3 separate regions of the Homo sapiens genome follow, and all the other regions are linked to region 1. A link is a loop called in an ENCODE intact Hi-C map of the cell type or tissue named here. Cell type or tissue: HCT116. All regions are shown on one strand. Region 1 overlaps SLC5A1 (solute carrier family 5 member 1). Region 2 overlaps SLC5A4-AS1 (SLC5A4 antisense RNA 1). Region 3 holds the start of RFPL3 (ret finger protein like 3).

What was found. Hi-C counts contacts between places; a loop is a spot of excess contacts. Peaks named below come from ENCODE experiments on the same cell type or tissue, not always from the same donor. Only the 100,000 strongest peaks of a DNase experiment are listed, where the experiment ranks them.
Region 2: it touches region 1 in a loop (7-fold over the local background); 49 of 110 quality-filtered maps call a loop at or near these places.
Region 3: it touches region 1 in a loop (8-fold over the local background); 5 of 110 quality-filtered maps call a loop at or near these places.

The regions. Positions count from the first base shown.
Region 1 is chr22:32,099,892-32,107,891 of GRCh38, forward strand. It overlaps SLC5A1 (solute carrier family 5 member 1), which reads left to right. Exons shown (of 15, transcript NM_000343.4): 13 at 2,131-2,346; 14 at 4,895-5,000. It overlaps LOC105373000 (a long non-coding RNA gene), which reads right to left. Exons shown (of 3, transcript XR_938172.3): 3 at 6,966-7,051. Among named protein-coding and RNA genes, the nearest start is that of C22orf42, 55 kb to the right of the region's middle. In HCT116, a CTCF peak has its summit at 3,949; a DNase peak (open chromatin) is centred at 4,000; H3K27me3 peaks cover 3,248 bases.
Region 2 is chr22:32,263,079-32,271,078 of GRCh38, forward strand. SLC5A4-AS1 (SLC5A4 antisense RNA 1) reads left to right here. Exons shown (of 4, transcript NR_149072.1): 3 at 5,210-5,501; 4 at 6,279-8,000. It also overlaps a transcript of SLC5A4 not described here and the pseudogene CPSF1P1. Among named protein-coding and RNA genes, the nearest start is that of SLC5A4, 12 kb to the left of the region's middle. In HCT116, a CTCF peak has its summit at 3,269 (motif pointing left); a DNase peak (open chromatin) is centred at 3,253; H3K27ac peaks cover 506 bases.
Region 3 is chr22:32,351,561-32,359,560 of GRCh38, forward strand. It overlaps RFPL3 (ret finger protein like 3), which reads left to right and starts at 6,307. Exons shown (of 2, transcript NM_001098535.1): 1 at 6,307-6,884. The coding sequence starts at 6,512. It also overlaps a transcript of SLC5A4 not described here. In HCT116, a CTCF peak has its summit at 4,404 (motif pointing left); DNase peaks (open chromatin) are centred at 3,661 and 4,391; H3K4me3 peaks cover 633 bases.

The DNA of each region.
Region 1 (8,000 bases):
AAGCAGTTTATACATAAAACAAAGTGCGTAAGAAGTAAGGGATACAATACAGCACATGATATGAGCAGGAAGGGATTTAAGAAAGGCTTTATTAGCAGGGACTGAAACTGTCAGGGAAGGCTCCTTGGACCAGCTGGAGCTGGAAGAATTTGAAGTTGGAGAGGGAAGACATGGCATTCAAGTCAGAGAACAGTACTGCCCAGACCTTTCAGGCAGAAGTAGGACAGGAGTGAGGGTGAAGGACTTGTATGGAATCTCACCTGGCTCAAGGAGAGTTTGTGAATGTGAAAGATGGAAGATGTGGCTGGAAAGGTAGGTCAGGGTTTCATTAACAGTGATCCCTTTGGTGGAATCTTTAGGTTTTTCTAAATATGAGATCATATCATATGTAAATGAGGCCAATTTGACTTCTTCTTTTCCAATTTGGATGCCCTTTTTCTCTTGCCTAACTGCGCTGTCTAGGACTTCCAGTACTATGTTGAATAAAAGTGGTGAAAGGGTATCCTTTTCTTTTTCCAGATCTTACCGGAAAGGCTTTCAATTTTTCCCTGTTCAGTATGATGTCAGCTGTGAGTTTGTCATATATAGCTTATAATCTTTATTGTTTTTGAGGTTTGTTACTTCTGTACCTAATTTGTTGAGTTTTTATTATGAAAAAATTTGAATTTTTAAAAAATTATTTCGTGGCAAATTTATTGATTTTTTTTGAGACAGGAATCTCACTGTATTGCCAAGGCTAGTCTCAAACTCCTGAACTCAAGTGATTCTTCTGCCTCAGCCTCCAAAGTAGCGAGGACTACAGGCACACCCCATGCCCAGCTAAGAAATAATTTTTTTGAGTGAAATAGTGCATGGGGGATGAATAGGGAACATATTTTTTTCTTTTTCCTTATTTATTTCTTCATCTAGAAGTCACTTCCAGATGCCAGCATAGGGTGAGGCACTAGCAACACAAAGTGAATGAAACCTGTTTCCTTTCCTGGGCAATCCCCCGGTTCAGATTGGGAGACAGAGAACTATTGTGATTCCATGGCAGTGTGGTTGGTGCTTGCCTGGATCTGTGTCCACAGTGCTGTGGCCACAGCAAGAAAGGGTGCACCCACCCTGTGTAGCTTGTCCTATTTAAGCTAGAATGAGGTTACCAGGAAGAGAAGAGCCTGTATTCTCCCAGATAGAATGAGCTGTACAAAGACCTGGAGACAAAAACACATGCCATGCCATGTGTGGGGGATAGCTGATAATTTGGAATAGAAAGTGCAGGGATACCAATGGCTAGCAAAGAGGCTGACCAGCACCTGATAAAACTGTGAAAGCTCTTTTGGGCCACCCTTCTAAGAGCACATTCTATTTTGCCACTGGCCTGCCAAACTCAAACCTAGTCCTTTAGGTGAGGACTTACCTAAGGGAAAGATAGAAAGGAAAAAAGGAAGGAGGGAAGGAAGGAAGGAGTAAAAAAAACCCTGAAAAATCATCCCCTCATGTTTCTGGTCTCTTAAAGTCTTCCATATTCTAATATGCAGACCCAAAATTTAATGTAAAAACACAGTATAATTTTATGTTCTCAAACTAAAAATAGTTCATAAAATAAACTACAAAGAGGGCTAAAAAAGTAAGTGTTATTTATATTTTGATGGAAAAGTTTCTTTCTCCTTCATCTTCCAAAGACCCAATTTCTTTTCCCATGTCTTTGTGAAATACAAATTACCTCACAAGTAATTACTTTTCATCTGAATATGCCTAAATCTGGAGATTGGTGTTGACAGTAGCTGCAGGTGGAGAGGCTCAAATTATTTTTCAAGTTAAAGGGAATTTTTGGAATCAAGTCTGTAGGTTGACATTCTATTCCAGTTATTAGACACTTTACCCCATTATATTATGGCTCCTTGTTTAATGATCGAGGTGAAATCATGTTGCTGAAACATGATAGACAGACACACTGAGTGTGTCTGTCTGAGTGCATAGCACTCCTAGCCATATTCTGAACTTCAGTGTTCTGGGTTCAGACAGCCTGGAGCTACCACTTCTCCTACCTCTGTTCCTTTGCCTCTGCCTATGCCTCTCCAAAGAATGTTAGAAAGGCCATCTGTTTTGTGTGTTCAGCATGAGTTAACCCAGGGTTTTCTTTCACAGGGAGCCTTTTGGGGACTGATCCTAGGACTTCTGATTGGGATTTCACGTATGATTACTGAGTTTGCTTATGGAACCGGGAGCTGCATGGAGCCCAGCAACTGTCCCACGATTATCTGTGGGGTGCACTACTTGTACTTTGCCATTATCCTCTTCGCCATTTCTTTCATCACCATCGTGGTCATCTCCCTCCTCACCAAACCCATTCCGGATGTGCATGTGAGTATCCATTTAGGGGATCTGTCCTTGTTTCATGTTCACACTGCAATGTTCTTTAATTTTTTTTAAATTTTTCATTATTATGGGTACATAATAGTTGTATATAATTATGGGGTACATGTAATGTTTTGATACAGGCATACAATATAAAATAATCAAATCAGGGTAATTGGGGTGTCCATTGCCTCAAGCATTTATCATTTCTTTGTGTTAGGAACATTCCAATTCCACTCTTAGTTATTTTAAAATACAGATTATGGTGGCTCATGCCTGTAATCCCAGCACTTTGGGAGGCCAAGGTGGGAGGATCACCTGAGTCCAGGAGTTTGGGACCACCCTGACAACATAGTGAGACTCTGTCTTTAAATTATATGTATATAATAAATTACGTATAGCTGCCCTATTGTGCTACCAACTACTAGATTTTAATTCATTCTAATTGTATTTTTGTACCCATTAACCATCTCCATTCTGTCCTCCATTCCCTGCTACCCTTCCTGGCCTCGGTAACCATCAATCTACTCTCTATCTCCATGAGTTTGGTTTTTAAAACTTTTAGCTCCTATATATGGTGAGAACATGAGAAATTTGTCTTTTTATGCCTGGCTTATTTTACTTAACATAATGGCCTCCAGTTCCATCCATGTTGTTGCAAATACAGGATCTCATTCTTTTTATGGTGGAATAATACTCTACTGTATATTTGTACAATATTTTCTTTATCCATTCATTTGTCAGTGGACACTTAGATTGATTCCATATCTTGGCTACTGTGAATAGTGCTGCAGTAAATATAGGAATACAGGTATCTCTTTGATATACTGGTTTACTTTCTTTTGAATATATATCCAGTAGTAGAATTGCTGGATCATATGGTGGCTCTATTTTTAGTTCTTTGAGGAACTTCCATAGTGTTCTTCATTGTGGCTGTGATAATTTACATTCTCACCAACAGTGTTTGAGGATTCCCCTTTCTCCCCATCCTCACCAGCATTCATTATTGCCTTTTTGATAAAAGCCATTTTAAATGGGGTGAGATGATATCTCATTATAGTTTGATTTGCATTTCTCTGATGATTAGTGATGTTGACATGCCACAACATTCTTGGTCAGCCTCAGCAAAATTATACATCTTATATTCACATTCACATGACTTGCCATTGGTTTCACGTGGAAGGATACATGCCAGGAAACATGGTGTGCCAACAGGCTGATATCAAGCCCATGTCTTTAGTCAGAGTCCTCACAGTTGTCCACCCTTTATTCCAGGGCTTATTCTCTGAAACCTGCTCCCCAAGTGACAGCTCAGGTGCGTAAGATCACATGGGTGGTACAGGGCTACCTGGCTTAGAAGCCTATGTTCCAAATAGAAACTGGTATTTCTTTTGACAGTCCCATGGTCAAAGCTTTCAAAGGTCCCAACAAAGCACATACCTAGTTACAAAAATCAGTCTACTCAGGGAAACCCAAAATATAGTTTGCCTCTTGATTTTTTTTTCCAAATTAGTCCACCAAAAATTGACCATAGGATGTAAAACATTTCTAACAATATCAAAGTCTAATTGATTCAAGACTTCAAAAGTTGCAATTACTCTTCTTTAACTCTAGATGCCCCCATTGGTTTAGAATTCATTCATGGCTCTCCCAATTTAGATAAAGATGACCAATTATGAGCCATTTTTATTAGTAGTCTGGTAACCCAACACAGATTTCCAGGTTTCCAAGGGAACAGAGCCAGAAAGTTAACCCAAGGTCATATTTATTCCTAGAAAACAGAAGGATTTTGTTAATCCTTTACTTTACTCATGCATGCACAGACTATGGAATCCCTAAGAGACCTTCAACTTCATTGCCAAATTTTTAAGAGCTGTGACAAACCTAACGTCAAACAAAGACTGCTTTTATGGCAGCAGAACTGAATCACATCTATTTGCTGGACCTGTCACAGGCTTTCTTTGTGTTGTATCAACTGCTTCCTCATGTCTCAAGTCTTTGAAAGTATTACAACCCAAACACATTTCTAGTTGATGCCCTAGACCGAGTTCATGCTCTAGATCAAGTATTTGGTTCATGCTCTTGACTATGTCAATAGAAACTGTGCCTTCAGCTCTACCATATTCTATTATGGCTCATGATTCTAGCTTCTTATCCACATAATGTGACATAGTGCAAAAATCTGAACTTACACTCCTAACCTGGACAAATGGTTGTCTTGTTGCTTCCTACTGCCAGTGCTAAAAGGAACAAATTATTTATCACACACACACGTAAAAGAGTTCATTCAACAAACATTTCCATATGAGGCAATCTTTTAGCTCTGAATATGCATATATCATAGAGGCTAGTATATACATGTATATTACTTTTATCTAAGTTACCAATGTTTTTAGAGATAATGTTATGGATGAGAATCGTTGTGTATGTTCTTCCTGGTACTGAGATGCCACATTCCCTTCCCTTCCTTGATGCATATCTCTTTGCCCCCCCAACTTCTTGTCCCAAGATGCTATTTGGATCTTTCTGTTGACCTGTTCTGCCTTCTCTGCAGCTCTACCGTCTGTGTTGGAGCCTGCGCAACAGCAAAGAGGAGCGTATTGACCTGGATGCGGAAGAGGAGAACATCCAAGAAGGCCCTAAGGAGACCATTGAAATAGGTGACTTATGACCCAGAGCAGATCCTAAACCATAAAAGTTACTCCTACAACAACAAGACTTTACTGAAGTTCTTCCCTAAATAATTTTATCAGAGCTCAGATGTCTCCCCTCCAGGGCAGTGAGGAGTAGGGTGGGGATGAGATGGATAAGTGGGTTTGGGGAAGTTAACTCTGAGTTCAAGGGAAAGAAAGGGTACAGAATCATTCAAGCTCCCTCACCCCTCATATTTAAAAAATTTTTGTGAGTACGTAGTAGGTGTATACATTTATGAGGTACGTGAGATGTTCTGATGCAGGCATGCAATCATGCCTGCAAGCAAGCACATCATGGAGAATGGGGTGTCCACCCCCTCAAGCATTTATCCTTTGAGTTGCAAACAATCCAGTTGCACTCTTAATTTTTTTTTTTTTTTTTTTTTGAGACCGAGTTTCACTCTTGTTGCCTAGGCTGGAGTGCAATGGCGCAATCTCGGCTCACTGCAACCTCCACCTCCTGGGTTCAAGCGATTCTCCTGCCTCAGCCTCCTGAGTAGCTGGGAATACAGGCATGCACCACCACGCCCGGCTAATTTTGTATGTTTTTAGTAGAGATGGGGTTTCTCCATGTTGGTTAGCCTGGTCTCAAACTCCTGACCTTAGGTGATCTGCCCGCCTTGGCCTCCCAAAGTATTGGGATTACAGGCATAAGCCACCACACCCGGCCTTGCACTCTTAATTTTAAAATGTACAATTAAGTTTTCATTGACTATAGCCACCCTGTTGTGCTATCAAATAGTAGGTTAGTCATTCTTTCTATTTTTTTGTTGTACCCATTAACCATCCCTACCCCATCCCCAGACCCCCACTACCCTTCCCAGCCTCTGGTAACCATCTTTCTACTTTCTATGTCCATGAGTTCAATTGTTTTGATTTTTAGATCTCACAAATAAGTGAGAACATGAGATGTTTGTCTTACTGTGACTGGCCTATTTCACTTAACATAATGATCTCCAGTTCCATCCATGTTGTTGCAAATGACAGGGTCTCATTCTTTCTTTATGGCTGAATAGTACTCCATTGTGTATATGTACCCATTTTCTTTATCCATTCATCTGTTGATGGACACTTAGGTTGCTTCCAAATCTTAGCCATTGTAAACAGTGCAGCAACAAACATAGGAGTGCAGATATCTCTTCAATATACTAATTTCCTTTCTTTTGGGCATATACCCAGCAGTGGGATTACTGAATTATATGGTAGCTGTCTTTTTAGTTTTTTGAGGAACCTCCAAACTGTTCTCCATACTGGTCATACTAACTTTCATTCCCACCAACAGTGTACATCCTCACCAGCATTTGTTATTGCCTGTCTTTTGGATATAAGCCGTTTTAACTGTGATGAGATGATATATCATTGTAGTTTTGATTTGCATTTCTATGATTGATGATGTTGAGCACATTTTTATGTGCCTATTAGCCATTTATATATCATATTTTGAGAAACGTCTATTAAAATCTTTAGACCATTTTTGATTGGATTCTTACCCCTCATATTTGACAGCACTCAGTGAGTAAGTGTGGGTGAGGAATTTGCCACCCTGCCTTGATTTGAGGAATGGCCAGGGATAAGAGAAGAGTTGGAGCTCTTCTGACATAGCCTGTGAACTGAGGGCAGATGGAACCAAAGCTATGGCCAGTTCTAGTGACATCAAGATGAGGGGATAGAAGCCCTTGGGATCTTATGTCATACTGGCTTACAATATCAAATGCAGAAAATCAAATTTCTCTCGAAGACCAATGAAATAACGCTTAGTCAGTGCCCAGAGACTTATCCTGTAAGTTAATACTTTCTTCTACTTCAGTATTGCAACTTTTCCTCTCTATGTGGGAAACGTGCACACGTGGAGGATGGTTGTGGAGGTGTGTGGTGTGCAGAGCTATGGGGGCTCAAGGTCATATGTGCTTTACCTGGTGCTGGGCTGGAGGCCTCATATCACTCCATCTGAAGGAGAGCACAGGTGTAGCTCAGAACAGATTCTCAATCTGGCCATCAGGAACATCATAGAATCCTACCTGGGGAAAGAGCCCTAGAGATCATTTGGTCTTATCATCTCATTTTATAGACATGTAAATTGAGGCTTAGGGAGGGAGAGGCTGTGCCTAAGGTCTCAGCTTTGTTACAATCTGCTCTTGATCTTCGAGTACCTTTCAATTCTAAAACTTGTGACTGCAAATACTGGAGAGAGCCTGGAGCCACAGCAGCTGGCCATGGTGCTGAAAACAGCCCCTTCCTGCCTCCCTGGGGCAGGCAGGCAGGAACATGCCCTCTACTTCTCCTACCTCCAAAAATGTCTCCACACTGTGTAAGAATATCATAGATTTTAAAGGGACATGGATTAGGAGTATTTTGAGTGTCAAAAGATCTTATTGTGGAAGAAGAGATTATTTTTATGCCAGAAGGCAGACTTAACACTGGTGGGTGAAAAGAATTCATCCGATTTTAACTCAGAGTAAGGAGGCAAGATAGTGCAGAGATAGACTGTGAGATTTGGAATCAGGAAGAACTGGGATTTAATCATCATCAATTCTCTTCCTAATACTCTGGGAAAGTGATTCCATTGTTCTAAAGCTCAGATTCATCACATAAAAGTATTCTAAATGAAAACCCATGCCTCTTATGCTCTGCTGTAAGAATTGTCTATATTTACCACCATCATGATTGCTTTGAAGGAAGAGTTTCTAATTGAGTTGGTCTGGACAGGGATGAGCAGTATGTGTACATCTGTCAAGGATTCTGTAGAGGGAACTTCCGTACTGGCTAGAGATTTGACTTGGTGACCTCTGAGGTTCATGGCAGCACTCAAATTCTGTTGTGTCTTCATGAACTTAGGGTGAAATCAGACTGAACATCCTACCCTATTAAAGCACAATAAACTAAGCTATCTTTAGGGATTTTACAGACCATGAATGTCACATTCACCATTCTCTGAGAAACAGCAACACAAGGAAGCTTTGCAGGTGC
Region 2 (8,000 bases), 160 kb after region 1:
TTTTTGACAAGATACCACTGTCAACCAGGCTGGAGTGCATTCACTGCCTGCTGAGTAGCTACAAGCATACACCACCATGCCTGGCTAGTTTTTGTCTGTTTGTTGTTTTTGTTAGAGACAGGGTTTCACCATGTTGCGCAGGCTGGTCTCAAACACTGGGTTCAAGTGATTCAGCCTCCCAAAGTGCTGCGATTACAGGCATGAGCCACTGAGCCTTGCCTCAATACTGGTTTTATAAAAATTAAAAAGATTTTAAGAGAATACTATAAACATTTGTATGCCAACAAGTTGGTTAGCCCAGATAAAATGAAACAATTCCTTAGAAACATGCAGTCTACCCATTTATGCGGCCAAGAAACATATGAAAAAAAGCTCATCATCACTGGTCATTAGAGAAATGCAAACCAAAACCACAATGAGATACCATTTCACGCCAGTTAGAATGGCGATCATTAAAAAGTCAGGAAACAACAGATGCTGGGGAGGATGTGGAGAAATAGGAACACTTTTATACTGTTGGTGGGAGTGTAAATAAGTTCAGTCATTGTGGAAGACAGTGTGGCGAATCCTCAAGGATCTAGAACCAGAAATACTATTTGACCCAGCAATCCCATTACTGGGTATATACCTAAAGGATTATAAATCATTCTACTATAAAGACACATGCACACGTATTTTTATTGCGGTACTATTCACAATAGCAAAGACTTGGAACCAACCCAAATGCCCATCAATGGTAGACTGGATAAAGAAAATGTGGCACATACACACCATGGAATACTATGCAGTCATAAAAAAGGATGAGTTCATGTCCTTTGCAGGGACATGGATTAAGCTGGGAACCATCATTCTCAGTAAACTAACACAAGAACAGAAAACCAAACACTGCATGTTCTCGCTCATAAGGGGAGTTGAACAATAACACATGAACATAGAACATCATACACCGGGGCCTGTCATGGGGTTGGGGGCTGGGAGAGGGAGAGCATTAGGAGAAATACCCAATGTAGATGATGGATTGATGGGTGCAGCAAACCACCATGGCACGCGTATACGTATGTAACAAACCTGCATGTTCTGCATATGTACCCCAGAACTTAAAGTATAATAAAAAAAAAATTAAAAAAAAAAGAAATTGTCGTGAGACCACTTAAAACTGGACGATGACCTTTCTTTTTTTATATTAGAGAATATAATAGAACTAAGAAATCTCAATCAGGTGTGGCAGCTCACACCTGTAATCTCAGCACTTTGGGAGGCCAAGGCAGGAGGATCACTTGAGCCAGGGGTTCTAGACCAGCCAGGGCAACATGGTGAGACCCCCATCTCTACAAAAAATAGAAAAAGTTCGTTGGGCATGGTGGCATGTGCCTGTGGTCCCAGCTTCTTGGGAGGCTCAGGTGGATCACCTGAGCCCATGTAGTTAACGTTACAGTAAGCCATGATTATGCCACTGCATTCTAGCAGCAGTGGGCGACAGAGACCCAGTCTCAAAACAAAACAAAACGAAACAAGAAACCAGAAAAAAGAAGACATCTATTAATCAGACCAAAGTCCTAAAAAAGAAATAACATTTAATCAGACCGAAGTCCTAAAAGAGAAATAACATTTAAAAAGAAGACATCTAAAGTTGTAATCATACCCTGCATGTTTTATCCAAGCCTAGAATTCATATTAACACAAAATATATTACTGATAGCTGTTCCACACTTTTTTTGTAGCCCTTGTTAAGACTAAGAATGTATGTATTTTGAATCTGTTTTTGGCTGATAAATGTGTGAACCCCGCACGTTTATAGTCTGTTGAAAGAATATACCTCAAATATAGTCACTGTCTCATATTTTCTTTCTTTTTTTCATCTCAAGTTTGGAAATGTTTGAAAATGCCCATGTATAATGATAATTGTAGTCTCTTTCTTAGAAAGGAAATCACAAATAATTTATATAGAATCTTAATATTTCCACTTATTGATGTACTACAACTCAGATATACTTCCTTTGTGTTACTCTTTGGATGATGTAAAATCAAATTTGCTTCCTTGCCAGGCATGGTGGCTCACACCTGTTATCCCAGCACTTTGGAAGGCCAAGGTGGGAAGATTGCTTAAGACCAGTTCTGGCAATATAGTGAGATCCTCATCTCTACAAAATAGTTAAAAAATTAGCCAGTCTTGGTAGCACACACTGGTAGTCCCAGCTACTGGGGAGGCTGAGGCAGGAGGATGGCTTCAGCCCAGGAGTTCGAGGCTACAGTGAGCCATAATTGTACCATTGCACTCCAGCCTGGGCAACAGAGCAAGACCCTGTCTCAAGAAAAAAAAATTTGCTTCCTTAAATTATATTATTGTTTTAGATGACCTCCAGAGAATCATGAAACTGCAAGGAGGATGAAAAGCAAGAGGAAATATGAAGGAAACCAGATTGATTAAATTATATGTGGATCCAATAGTAATTATTTGTTGTCTACTTTTTGGTAAATATTTTTCATATTTCATATCCAAAATGTAGGCCACACACTTTCGGAGGCTGAGGTGGGTGGATCACTTGAGGCCAGGTGTTTGAGACCAGCCCAGTCAACATGGTGAAACCCCCTCTCTACTAAAAATACAAAAATTAGCTGGGTGTGGTGGCTCATGCCTGTAATTCCAGCTTTGCGGGAGGGAGAGGAACGAGAAACGCTTGAACCGGGGAGGTGGAGGTTGCAGTGAGCCGAGATCATGCCACTGCACTCCAGCCTGGGTGATGGAGTGGGACTCTGTCTCAAAAAAAGGAAAAACAAAACAAAACAAACAGAACAAAATGTAGGCCACAGATACAGCTCTCAACTAAGTTTGACTCTTTTAAGACCACATCAATACAAATAAGAATAGTAACAGATTCTGTTACAAGTGTTTATAAATTGCCAGGGGAGGACAACAGAGAAAGGATTTGCCTTGGGGCAAAAGGAAAGGCCCCTACAGGAAGAAACACTTGATCAGGGCATTGGGTGCAGGAGAGCTTAGCCATTTAGCCATGTCATTCAGGGATAAAGGTTTCCAGGGAGCAGGAAGGGGGAAACTTTGCCTTTGAATTTAAACTAGTATAATTTATAATAATCTTGTGAAGAGCAAGTAGTCAGGATATCCTCAGCTATTAAAAAACAGAAATGATGACTAACTGAGTGGTTATGAGATGCCAGGGGCCCGTGTCTTTTGGTGGGCGTTTCAGAAAGTAGAACGGGGACAGAAAGCTTGGATCCGGACCAGGTCTCTTCATAAACTTCCACACAGCGCCACCTGGAGACAGGGAAGAGGGAGGCAGCTGAGAGAAAACCCTAGGTAGTTTCACTATTACTTCATTTATCAAACGTGGTTCAATATGTCTGCAATAGTCATGCAAAAACTAAAACCTGTTCACACTTTACAGATTAAGCACAAACTATTTACAAATACAGAGAGTAATATTAATGAAATTAAATGTACAGGAATGATTTTGTCTAAAAGCAAAGAAAAAATTATAAATACTGGCCACGGGCAATGTTCTTGAGATTTTTAGATACAGCTGACCCTTAAAAAATGTGGGGTTTAGGGGCACTGAGCCCCCGGCAGTCCAATACCTGTGCATAACTTTTGACTTCCCAATAACTTAAGGATGAATGGCCCATTGTTGACTGGAAGCCTTACCCATAATATCAAGTCCGTTAACGCATATTTTGCATATGTGTTATGTACTGTGTTCTTACAGTAAAGTAAGCTAGACCAAAGAAAATGTTCTTAAGAAAATCATAATGCAGAAAAAATATTTTTATGTGGAAGTGAATTCAACCTCTTCTAAATGTGGATCTTCACAAGAGTAAGTCCTTTTTAATAAATGACTGGTCTAATGAGTGTGGTTTTAGGAAAGACCTGTGAGTAAGTTTGACTAATTTTCTTCATCAAACTGTGAGTTTTTATTTTCATGATCAAAAACAATTTGAAATTAGCTCCATTCATAACAATTAATTTTGATGCCAAATGTTTTGTTTGAACAGTTTCAATCCTGATCCCAAATCTTACCAACGCCCACAATATACAAGACCTAATTTAGAATGATGTGGCAATATTTGTCCATATTAACTGTGAAAACCCTTTAGTGAGGACGATCTCCTTTGTGGCAATCTGCTTATGACGTCAGTAAAAATCTAATATATAGCATAATTAAATCAAAATCTGATTGGATTAAGAATGATAAGCAGGATGTGAATAAGGTGGGAGGAGGGACACTCTACACAAAAACCCTTGTAAGTGGAGCTCACTCCAACTGAGTTGTCAGTGGAAGCAATTGGAGGCCAGGGGAGAACCTAGTGGAGCAGAGGTGAGAATAAATTAAGAAAAAAATTAAAATTTTAATACAGAAAATGTTATCATTTCAGCATGAAATTAACTTTAAGATTGTTTTTAAGAAACAGGGTCTCCCTCCATCACCCAGGCTGGAGTGCAGTGGCACGATCATAGCTCACTGTAGCTTCAACTTCTTGGGCTCAGGCGATCCTCCCGACTCAGCCTCCCAGGGTGCTAGGACTACAGGCACATGCCACTGCACCCAGCCAACCTTTAAAAGTTCTTAACAACATCATTTACATTCTCTATTTCTCATTACATTTTCCAAATCCATTATGCATTTTACACTGAAAGCACATCTCAATTCTGATATGCCCCATTTCAGGTGCTCAAGAGCCACATGTGGCAGGACAGCCCAGTATAGACACTTTTATGACATCAACTTCCCAAAGAAACAATCAAGTCCTGGCTGGACGTGGTGGCTCACGCCTGTAATCCCAGCACTTTGGGAGGCTGAGGCAGGAGGATCACGAGGTCAGGAGATTGAGACCATCCTGGCTAACACAGTGAAACTCCATCTCTACTAAAAATACAAAAAATTAGCCAGGCGTGGTGGTGGGCGCCTGTAGTCCCAGGTACTTGGGAAGCTGAGGCAGGAGAATGGCGTAAACCCAGGAGGTGGAGCTTGCAGTGAGCCGAGATGGCGCCACTGCACTCCAGCTAGCATTTAAAATATCAGAAGCTCAAGGCCCTGAGTCTTTTATATATGTATTTATATTGTGTTTCATTATGTTTCACTAGTAATTGTGCATAGTAGGCCCTGATATCTCTATGTATATAAGGAGGAAAGATTTCCAAGGAGTGTTGTCCTTCAACTCATGACACTCTAATAGCATGTACATTTTTCCATAGAGAGTGGTCACGGCTGAACAATTTCAAGAAGCGAGTCGATGTCTCATCTCCCTATCTTATCTTGAAAAACCCGTGTACCTAAGTCGTGGATGTGTCTGCTGCATCCGCTGCATCAGTTCACTTCTGAAGGAACCCCATGAGGAAGGTGTAATGTGCTCCTTTCGCTCTGTGGCTACTCAGAAGAATGACATCAGGCCCGATTTCCAGCTGGGAAAGATGGATTCTAAAATCAAGGAACTGGAGCCCCAGCTGACAATTCTATATCAGAACCCAAAGACGCTGAAGTTCCAAGGTAAGAAATCTGTAAAATTTGCTCTCAGCCCATCAATGGCCCTGAGAAAGTAGCCATTCAAAATGTTCTCCATTAAATATGGGCATAGGCTGAATTCTGGCACCTGAAATATTTATGCCCCCAAACCATAGTTGAATATAGACTAGAGATGACTAGAGATTTTGAAGGTAATGTAATAGTTAGGTCGTGCTCTAGGCCTGTGCTGTCTAATGTGGTAGTCGCCATTGGCTGCAGAGCCCTTAAATGTGGTTAGTGTCCTCTGTGAAAATGATAATAATTTGGGATATACAGGCTTATAATATACTATTTAAAGTATTTTTTGCATTTTTTCTCTTGAGACAGAGTTTCGCTCTTTCGCCCAGGCTGAGTGCAGTGGTGTGATCTCGGCTTACTGCACGCTCTGCCTTCTGGGTTCAAGCGATTCTGCCTCAGCCTCCTGAGTAGCTGGGACTGCAGGAGCATGCCACCACACCGGGCTAATTTTTATATTTTTAGTAAACACAGGGTTTTGCCATGTTGGCCATGGCGGTCTCGAACTCCTCACCTTGTGATCTGCCCACCCTGGCCTCCCAAAGTGCTGGGATTACAGGCGTGAGCCACCACGAGCGGCTGCATGTTTTTTATTACTTTTTTAGCATGTCTACAGGAAAATTTAAAATTATACATGTGGCTGTCATATTTCTTTGGGTGTAGCACTGACCTAAAACATAACTTCTCAAGCTTGTTTATATTAAATCACCTGGAGATCTTTTAAAAATCCGTATTTTGATTCCATAGGAGTGGGCTGGCCTGTCCTGTAGAAGCTACCTCATCGATGTGCAGGCCCTGGATGAGAAGCTGCTCATCATCATCGCCCTGCAGTTCCTGCACGGCTACTACAAGCCCATCCTGTTCGAGCCCAACCAGACCTGGCCCGGGCACGTGGCTGTGTGGCAGGACACGTGCTCCATCGTGGCCATCTTGCTAACATCACGCAGAAGGTGCACCCCGTCATCTGATCTCTCACCAGCTACCCTTTGACTGCACCCAGGCTCTGGCCGTACCCAAGCCCATAGGTGGGGTGGTGGTCTTTGTCGTCAGCTCGCTGTTATACCTGAACCAGAGCATTCCCCCGTACGGTGTGGCTCTCAGCAGCCTCACCACAGGCACCGCAGCTTTCCCGCTGTGCACCCAGCTGGGTGTGTGAATCCCCCTGGACTGCGCCCAGGCCACCTTCATCTCCCATGACAAGATGGTCATCTCCCTCAAGGGCAGTCAGATCTACATGCTGACCCTCATCACCGATGGCATGCGTAGCGTCCGAGTGTTCCACTTTTGACAAGGCGGCCACCAGCGTCCTCACCACCAGCATGGTCACCATGGAGCCTGGGTACCTGTTCCTGAGTTCTTGCCTGGGCAACTCTCTCCTCCTCAAGTACACCGAGAAGCTTCAGGAGCCCCCGGCCAGTGCTATCTGTGAGGCTGCTGACAAGGAAGAGCCTCCCTCACAGAAGAAGCGAGTGGACACATGGCCAGCTGGTCAGCCAGGGACAAATCCGTGTCACAGGACGACATGGACGAGATTGAAGTGTACGGCAGCGACGCCCAGTCGGGCACACAGCTGGCCACCTACCTTTGAGGTGTGTGACAGCATCCTTAACATTGGACCCTGCACCAATGCTGCCATGGGTGAGCCTGCCTTCCTGTCTGAAGAGTTTCAGAACAACCCTGAGCCGGACCTGGAGATTGTGGTTTGCTCCAGCCACAGGAAGAATGGGGCTCTGTCGGTGCTGCAGAAGAGCATCCAGCCCCAGGTGGTGACAACCTTTGAGCTTCCCGGCTGCTACGACATGTGGACAGTCATCGCCCTGGTGCCTAAGGAGGAGAAAGAGAATCCCAAGGGGGAGGGCACGGAGCAGGAACCCAGCACCCCCGAAGCGGACAATGACCACCGCAGACAGTGATTCCTGATTCTGAGCCAGGAAGACTCAACCATATTCCCGCAGATGGGGCAGGAGATCATGGAGCTGGACACCAGTGGCTTTGCCACGCAGGGCCCCACGGTCTTTGCCGAAAACATCGGGGACAACCACTACATTGTCCAAGTGTCGCTGCTGGGCATCCACCTGCTGGAAGGAATGAATCAGTTGTACTTCATCCCTGTGGGCCTGGTCACCCGCAACATGCAGTGCACTGTAGGCAACCCCTGCGTGGTCATCATGAGTGCCGACGGCCGCGTCACCATGTTCCTGCTGAAAAGCACACTCCTATAGTGGCTGCCACGACCACCTGGTGCTGCACAAGCCCCCGCTGCACCATCAGCCCAACGTGATCACGCTGTGCCTGTACCGAGACCTCAGTGGCATGTTCACCACTGAGAGCTGCCTGAGCGGGGCTCACGATGAGCTAGGGGGCCACAGTGGCTTGGAGGCCGAGAGCCTGGGCTCGGAGACTAGCCCCACAGTCGGTGATGAGGAAATGCTGTGTGGGGATTTGGGATCCCTCTTCAGTCCCAGCAAG
Region 3 (8,000 bases), 250 kb after region 1:
GCACAGCAGTATTCGCTTGTAATCCCAGCTACTCAAGAGGCTGAGGCAGGAGAATTGCTTGAACCTGGGAGACAGAGGTTGCAATGAGCAGAGATCACCACTGCACTCCAGCCTGGGCAACAGAGCAAGATTCCGTCGGGGCGGGGGTGGGGGGCGTGGGGGGAGGGTGGGGGCGGTGGGGGGAGGGCGGGGGGGGGGTGGGCGGGTGGAATACAATGACAAGTCGTCTATTTTTAACTCAGTTTTGGACTGTTGTTTGTTAAGGCCATTGCTTGTGATAAAGAAAACAAAGGGAGGAGGAGGAGAAACAAGAAAGGACACAAGAAATAGAAGCAGCAGCATAAGAAAATGAACAGGAACAAGAAAATGATGATAAGCAGAAGAAAAACCAGGCTGGAAAAAAAGAAAAAGAACAGGTAAGAGAATCAAGGAGACCTATTATACATTTTGTCCCCTTCCTGATTCATGAAATTTAAAAAAGTCCAAGAAAATGTGGCACATATGCACCATGGAATACTACACAGCCATAAAAAATGATGAGTTCATGGCCTTTGTAAGGACATGGATGAAGCTGGAAACCATCATTCTCAGCAAACTATCACAAGGACAAAAAACCAAACATCGTTATGTTCTCACTCATAGGTGGGAATTGAACAATGAGAACACTTGTACACAGGAAGGGGGACATCACATACCAGGGCCTGTTGTGGGATGGGGGGAGGGGGGAGGGATAGCATTAGGAGATATACCTAATGCAAATGACGAGTTAATGGGTGCAGCACACCAACATGGCACATGGATACATATGTAACAAACATGCACGTTGTGCTCATGTACCCCAGAAATTAAAAAAAAAAAAAGTCCAAGACTACCCTGACAAAAAACCAAGCAAAATGATACACAAATAGTTACCCCCCAAACTTCTGTTAATAACATAATGGTGCCACTCACACCTGACTCAGGTGCCAGCAGGAGGAGGGCGCCCTCCAGATTCTGCAGGAGATGCGGGGAAGACTCCTCCTTCCCCTGGCTGCACCTCCACCGCTGTCACAGAGGCCCACAGCTTCCTACCCACCCCAGGCCAGGCAGGGCTGCCCCCCAACGCTCCGACCTGCCTTCCCGGCCCCCAAACTTGCTGCTGCTGCTGCCACAACTAGCACCGATGCTAATACAACTACTACTGCTGTCACCCTCAACGCACAGGCCCACCCTACAAGGCTCCTAACACCTGACCACTGCACTGCCTGTGCCCTGGCGGCAGCCAGCCGCCATCCTACCGCTCTGGTGCTCTTCAGTTTTCATTGCCGCCCTCCTACCACTCCAGCGCTGAGTCTTTAGTCTCCATGGCCGCCACCAACCACAGCGAGGCGAGCGGTGGTGCCACAAGCTCCAGCCTCCAGCAGGCGGCTCCTCCTCCTGGCATGAAACAACTGGGCAGGCAAAGCCAAGAAAGCCTAGAACAGGATGCAGAGAGTGGTAGCGTTAGAGCCTCACCTTGGCATGCTGGCCACTGGATGGCAGAGGCCGGTTTCAGCGAAGGCACTCACGCCCACCCTCCAAAGTCCAGCCTCTCCTTTTGGCCCAAGTTGGCCAGGAACTAGGGCCTGGAGTGGGGACTGGAGACACCACAGTGCCCGGGCTTCCTACTCTACTAGAACCGCTGGGCCCACCCTGGCTGCGTTCCTCGGGAAGCAGGAGCAGCAAAAACTGAACCCCAGCCAGCCCTCCCAACCCTAGTGCTGGTTCCCGTTCCTGACGCCTCCACCCACGGGGCCCTATCACCCCGTAGTGTCAGCTACTGCGTGCCCGGGGGTCCCAGGCAGTTTCCGCAACACATAGAGGGCGCGGGCCTGGGAACCACGGCTGGTCTAGGTGACGGATTGTGCTCAGGATCCCCGCGGAAACGCTGTGCATCCGCCGCGCTCCAGCAGGAGGAGATGGCCCTCTAGAGTCTGGAGTCCGGGGAGACGAGGACCGCTCCTCTGACCACCCGTCACTGACACCACCAGCACCAGGGGGGCAGCGCAGCCCCCAACAGCACCCCTAACCCGCCGCCGGCAGTGTAGCCCCCAGATAGCGCCTCCAACACCTCACCCCCAACCACCGGCAGTGTAGCATCCAATGGCGACCCCAACCTGCCCTTGCTTCGGACACTGCAGCACCCAATGGCGCCCAGAACCCGCCCCCTGCCGCGGGCAGTGCAGCCCGGGATAGCGCCCCCAATCCGCTCCCTGCCGTACACAGTGTAGCCACGAATAGTGCCCCCAACCAGACCCCTGCTGGGGGCAGTAATGCCCTGATATGGCACCCAAACCGCCCCCCAACTGCGGGAAGTGCAACCCCGGATAGTGCCCCAACCTGCTCCCCACTGGGAGCAGCAACCCAGGGAGACGCCCCAACTCACTCCCTGCCTCCGGCAGTACAGCCACAGATAGCGCACCCAACCCACCCCCTGCGCGGGCAAGGTAGCCCCCGATAGCGCACCCAACCCGCCCCGCCGGAACCAATGTGGCCCCAGGTAGCACACCCACCAGCTCCCTGGCACGCAGTACAGACCTCTGATAGCACCCAACCCGCCCCCTCCCAAAACGGGCAGTGGATACGTCCCTCAATAGCGCCCCCAACCAGCCTCCCACCCCCTCTACACGGGCAGTCTGGCCCCCAGTAGCACTCCCAATAAATCCTGCTATCTCTGTCTCAGTGTAGGCCCCAGAAAGCGCCCTCAACACCCCCCTCCCTGCTGCCAACAGTGTAGCACCCTGTAATGAGCCTAACCCGTCCCCCACCACAGCACTGCAGCCCCAGATAGTGCTGCCAACCTGCTCCCTGCTGTGGGCAGTGCAGCTATGGATAATGCCCCCAGCCAGCTTCTAGACGCAGGCAATGATGCCCTGGATATAACACGTCCCGCCCACCGCAGGCAGAGTAGCACCCGATAGCGCCCCCAACCCGTGCCTGACAAGGGCAATGCAACACCCGATAGTTCTTCCAACTCGCCCGCCGGCCACGGCCACTGCATCCCCAGATAGTGCCCCCAGAACTCCCCACTGCCGCTAGCAGTACAGCTTGGGATAGTGCTCCAACCCACCCCCAGCCACGGGCAGCGCACACCCGATAGCACCCCCAACCCACTCCCCTCTGTGGGCAGTGAGGCCCCAGATACCACATCCAACCAGCCTCCTAACACGGGCAGTAACGCCCTGGATAGGGCCTCCAACCCACCCCACCACGCCACGCCACAGGCAGTACGGCCTGGGATGGCGAACTTTTCCCACCACCATTTTACCATTCTGGCTGCGCTCTAGTCTCCCTGGCCCGCACCAACGGCAGCAGCGAGGTGAGCCACGGCAGGCTCCAGCCTCCACTGTGCTAATGAAGTTGCTCCTCCTCCTTTTCCTCTAAGCTTCCAGACTCCAGTGTGCTCAGGAAGTGACTCGTTTTCTTTTTCCTCTAAGCCAGTACTAACCAGCTACACAAGCTGACGCAGGAGAGCTTGGAATGACAAAACTCCCCCCACTTGGCATCATTTATATATGAGAATTTATGCAAATGAAGTTCCTGGGCTACATGTTCTGATTGGATGAGGAAAACCTCTAGGCCTACTCTGATTGGACTTTGTTATCATGTTCTGATTGGTTGTCCTAAGACTTGCTCTCATCCAATCAGAACATGCAAATAAAGCCCAATCAGAGTAGATCTAGAGGTTTTTCTTCTCATCCAATCAGAATATGTAGTCCAAGAACCTCATTTGCATAACCTCGGTAAGGGGAAGTCTCAGTTCCAGGCTCTTCTAGGCTATGTTCTCTGTCTCCACACCTTCCTCTCAGACAGCAGCTGGAGCCCCAGAACCTGGGAGCCTCACAGAGAAAGTCCTGATGTGGGACCTGGTTTTCCACCCGAGACCCAGGATCCAATAAAGAAGTGTTTCCATAAATGATGCATCCTCCAAAGAAGGCCAGTGACTTTCTGTGCCAAGTACCTGACAGAATTGCCATTTCCTAGAGCTGCCAGGCAGCCCTAGGTGCACAGGTCACCTGTGCATGTGTCAGAGACCAAATCCCATCAATATTGAGGCCTTGGTTAAGACAGGTACTTGCTTTTAGTCGTGAAAAGATGCCTGGCTTTGGCAGGAGAATCGCTTGAACCTGGGAGGCAGAGGTTGCAGTGAGCCAAGATTGTGCCACTACACTCCAGCCTGGTGACACAGCGAGACTTTGTCTCAAAAAAAAAAAAAAAAAAAGAAAGAAAAGAAAAGATGGCTGGCTTCAACACTGAGAAAACCAACTCTCCTTGAGCAAATGCTTTGCATATTCTCATAGAAATAAGGGAACACCTATTACCCTCCTTGCACTGCTTCCTGCACAGCTGGGATACTACCTTTCACAAGCATCCTGAGCCACCTGCTGGCCTTTTGTGTGTGTTTCCTTCCTGGCTTCCTCCCATTTTTTTTTCCATCTCTGAACCTGCTGTAAGGTGAAGAATTGAGGCGGGCCCCAAATGTAAGACCTCATGAATTTGACGATGCAACAGTGTCCTGGACAGCCTGGCTCTCAGGGCTGGGGAGCTGGGCAGAGAGAAAAGAGGGCATTCCAGGGGCCAGGGAGCTCCAGGCCCAGAGTAGGATTTCAAGGCTAAAGAAACAGAGGCTGTGGGTGGGTAGAGGGTCTTGACTAGGGTAGGGACAGAGGGTGCGTCTTAAGGCTCAGCTAGGGACAGCTTCATCCAGGAAGTAGTCAGCAATTGGGGGCCAAGCTGCAAGGAGGAAGAGGTGGGGAGAGAGAATGGAGAGAGAGGTGTTCAGTGATCAAATGCCTGGCCTGGCCTGTTTCCTCAGGAGACACCCCTGGGAGTCTGGGAGCCTCTCCCCCGGGCTGCTATCCAACAGGGTGCAAGTAATCCCCCCTTACACACACTAAGAACCCAGGGTGAGTGTCAAATTATATGTTAGCTAAGAAATGAAGAGAGGGAGCAGGATTTCTGGTTGACGGTGAGGATATTTATTAAGGGTTTACTGGTACAAGGAGAGGGGCTGGATGATTTGGGGTGGGAGGGGATCTCTGTTCTGGGATCCTGCAGCTCCAGGCCCCCATGGGTGGGGTGAGGGTCAGGGACCTAAGAACATTCTTCAGGGGCCACTGTCTTCTCCACAGTGCTCTCTTGTGTGTGACCTTACAGCTGTAGCTGCTGCAGGACCTCCACTGGTCGGGTGTCAGGCTCAGGTCGCTTCTGGCTGTGTGCTTGTTGCTCTGTTTGGAGGTCTTGGTGACTTCCGTACCCTGGGTGACAGGGGTGCTGTTTGCCTTCCAGGCCACCGTCACAGCTCCCGGGTAGAAGCCACTCATGAGACACAGCAGTGTGGCCTTTTGGCTTGGAGCTCCTCAGAGGAGGACGGGAACAGAGTGACCAAGGGGGTGGCCTTGGGCTGGCCTGTGGGTGGGCGAGCGGCAGGAGGTCAGCATCCTGTTGTGTACCTGGGAGCCCCCTGACCTCAGTGTATGAAGAGGGGTCAGGCCCCCTCAGTGCCAGTGTAGGACCCCTCAGACATGGTCCACAGTGTCTCAGAAGGGTGTGACATGAGGTTCCTAAAACAACTCTCTGTCATTCAGGGAACCTCCGAGCCTGTCCCCTGCCCACCAGTGGTGGCAGTTAATTTGGTATTCATTTCCAAGGCTGGAGAAGGATGTAATTTTTTTTCTTTTCTTTTCTTTTGGTGAGACAGGGTCTTACTGTGTTGTCCAGGTTGGAGTGACCTGGCGTGGTCTCTGCTCACTGCTAATTTTTGTATTGTTTGTAGAGATGAGGTCTTCCTGTGTTGTCCAGACTCGTCTCAAATTCCTGGGCTCAAGGGATCTTCCTGCCTTGGCCTCGCAAAGTGCTGGGATTACAGATGTGAGCTACTGCATCCAGCCCCCTTTTTTTTTTTTGAGATGGTGTCTCACTCTGTTGCCCAGGCCGGAGTGCAATGGCACAATCTTGGCTCAGTGCAACTTCTGCCTCCCAGGTTCAAGCGATTCTCCTGCCAAAGCCTCCCAAGTATCTGGGATTACAGGCGTGTGCCACCACGCCTGGCTAATTCTTTTGTATTTTCAGTAGAGATGGGGTTTCACCCATCAGGCTGGTCTCGAACTTTTGATGACCTCAGATGATCCACCCACCTTGGCCTCCCGAAGTGCTGGGATTACAGGCATGAGCCATCGTGCCCAGCCTCTCAGCTCCTAATTCTTATGTTCATCAATCAGTCTCTTGCTGGGGTTCCCCTAGGAGGTGGTGAAATGACCCCAGCTCGCTGTTCCTCACATGGGTGCTGCCACGTCACTGGCTCAGGCTCAGCTGCTGGGTCACCAGGAGAATGGACCCTTCCTCCACCTCAGCTCAGAGCACAGTGATGATTCGTGACTTTCCCAATAGAACTTCAAATCTCTGAGGACGGGGGGTGGGGGGATGTGCTTGAGTGTTTGTACTCATGGTCTTGTTCTCGGAGTGACAAAGCTGGAACACAATACCTCTATGCATGAAAAGGTTGTCACTTGTCACAACTAACAGGCTTTCACCTCAAGGAAATTTTCTTCCCTTGTGTACTTTTCCCCTGGCAGTGGACATGGCTGCACTCTTCCAAGAAGCAAGCAGCTGTCCCGTCTGCTCAGACTATCTGGAAAAACCAATGTCCCTGGAGTGTGGATGCACCGTCTGCCTCAAGTGCATCAATTCGCTGCAGAAGGAGCCCCATGGGGAGGATCTGCTTTGCTGTTGCTGTTCCATGGTCTCTCAGAGGAACAAAATCAGGCCCAATCGGCAGCTAGAGAGGCTGGTTTCCCACATCAAGGAACTGGAGCCCAAGCTGAAGAAGATTCTACAGATGAACCCAAGGATGCGGAAGTTCCAAGGTAAGGAATCTGTATACCCTGCCCCCTTCCCAAGACCAGACCAGGAAAAATCATCTGTGCAGTTGGCCCCTCATTCCACATGGGGATTAGCTGCTGTCTGGCACCTAAAATTGAGATGCTTCATCATCACATTCTCAGCCCTGACAACACATAGAATCACCTGGTGATGTCAAAAACAAAAACAAACAAAAACCCGATGTCTATGTCATGGGTTAGACAAGGGATTCTCTAAACTTAGTGTGCTCAGATTACCTGGGGATCTTGTTAAAATGCAGATGCTGAACTGGGAAGTCTCAGGATTGATCCCGCTGGCTTGGGGACTTTGCTGAGTAGCAAAAACATAGAGCAACTGAATTTGAATTTCTCTCTAGCAAAGGTTCCCATGAATCTGACATTAAGATGGGCCTGGTATTTCTAATGCACAGTGAATATTGGCACCCATTGTACCAAACAACCTCACCCCAGGGTTGAGAAGAGTTGGGAATGGAGCACCTATGGTGTTTGTTTCTGTGAGTGGGGAGAGTTGCAGATATTGGTCTCCTCATCCATGCGCCATGGGCTCCAACAGTGGTCCTGGCTACAGAAAATACTATCACTCTCCATAACTCTGGGGAAAAGGGACATTTAAATGAAAAGGTTATGGTCAGCCTGGGCAAAGAATTACACCTATAAATGGTGGTGGGCCCCTATAATGTCCCTGACACTGGTAGCTTCTGCCCTGACACCCATGATCTCTACTCATCCATCTACCCATACCTGACTGTCTCTCTGCTGAACTATGGAGGACAGAGATTCACCCTGTCCAAGTCATGTTTGGAACCCTCTTCCTCCTTCCTTGTCCATGTCCATTCCCTAATTCACCATTAAATAGCAATCAATCCCTAGTCTTGACTAGGGTAGTCTTACTGTGATCTATAAAATCTATATTAGTGATCATATCAGTTTTTTGACTTGAAGGATAATATATTTTGTAGATTTTTTTTTTTCAGAATGTTCTGGACAATTAATTTTCTCTAGGCCAGATCACACTGCCTCCTCCATGAGAATTGGCGGCTTCACCTGTCAGTCACATACCCAATGCCTTAAATTATTGACCTTTGTATTTTCTGCCCTTAT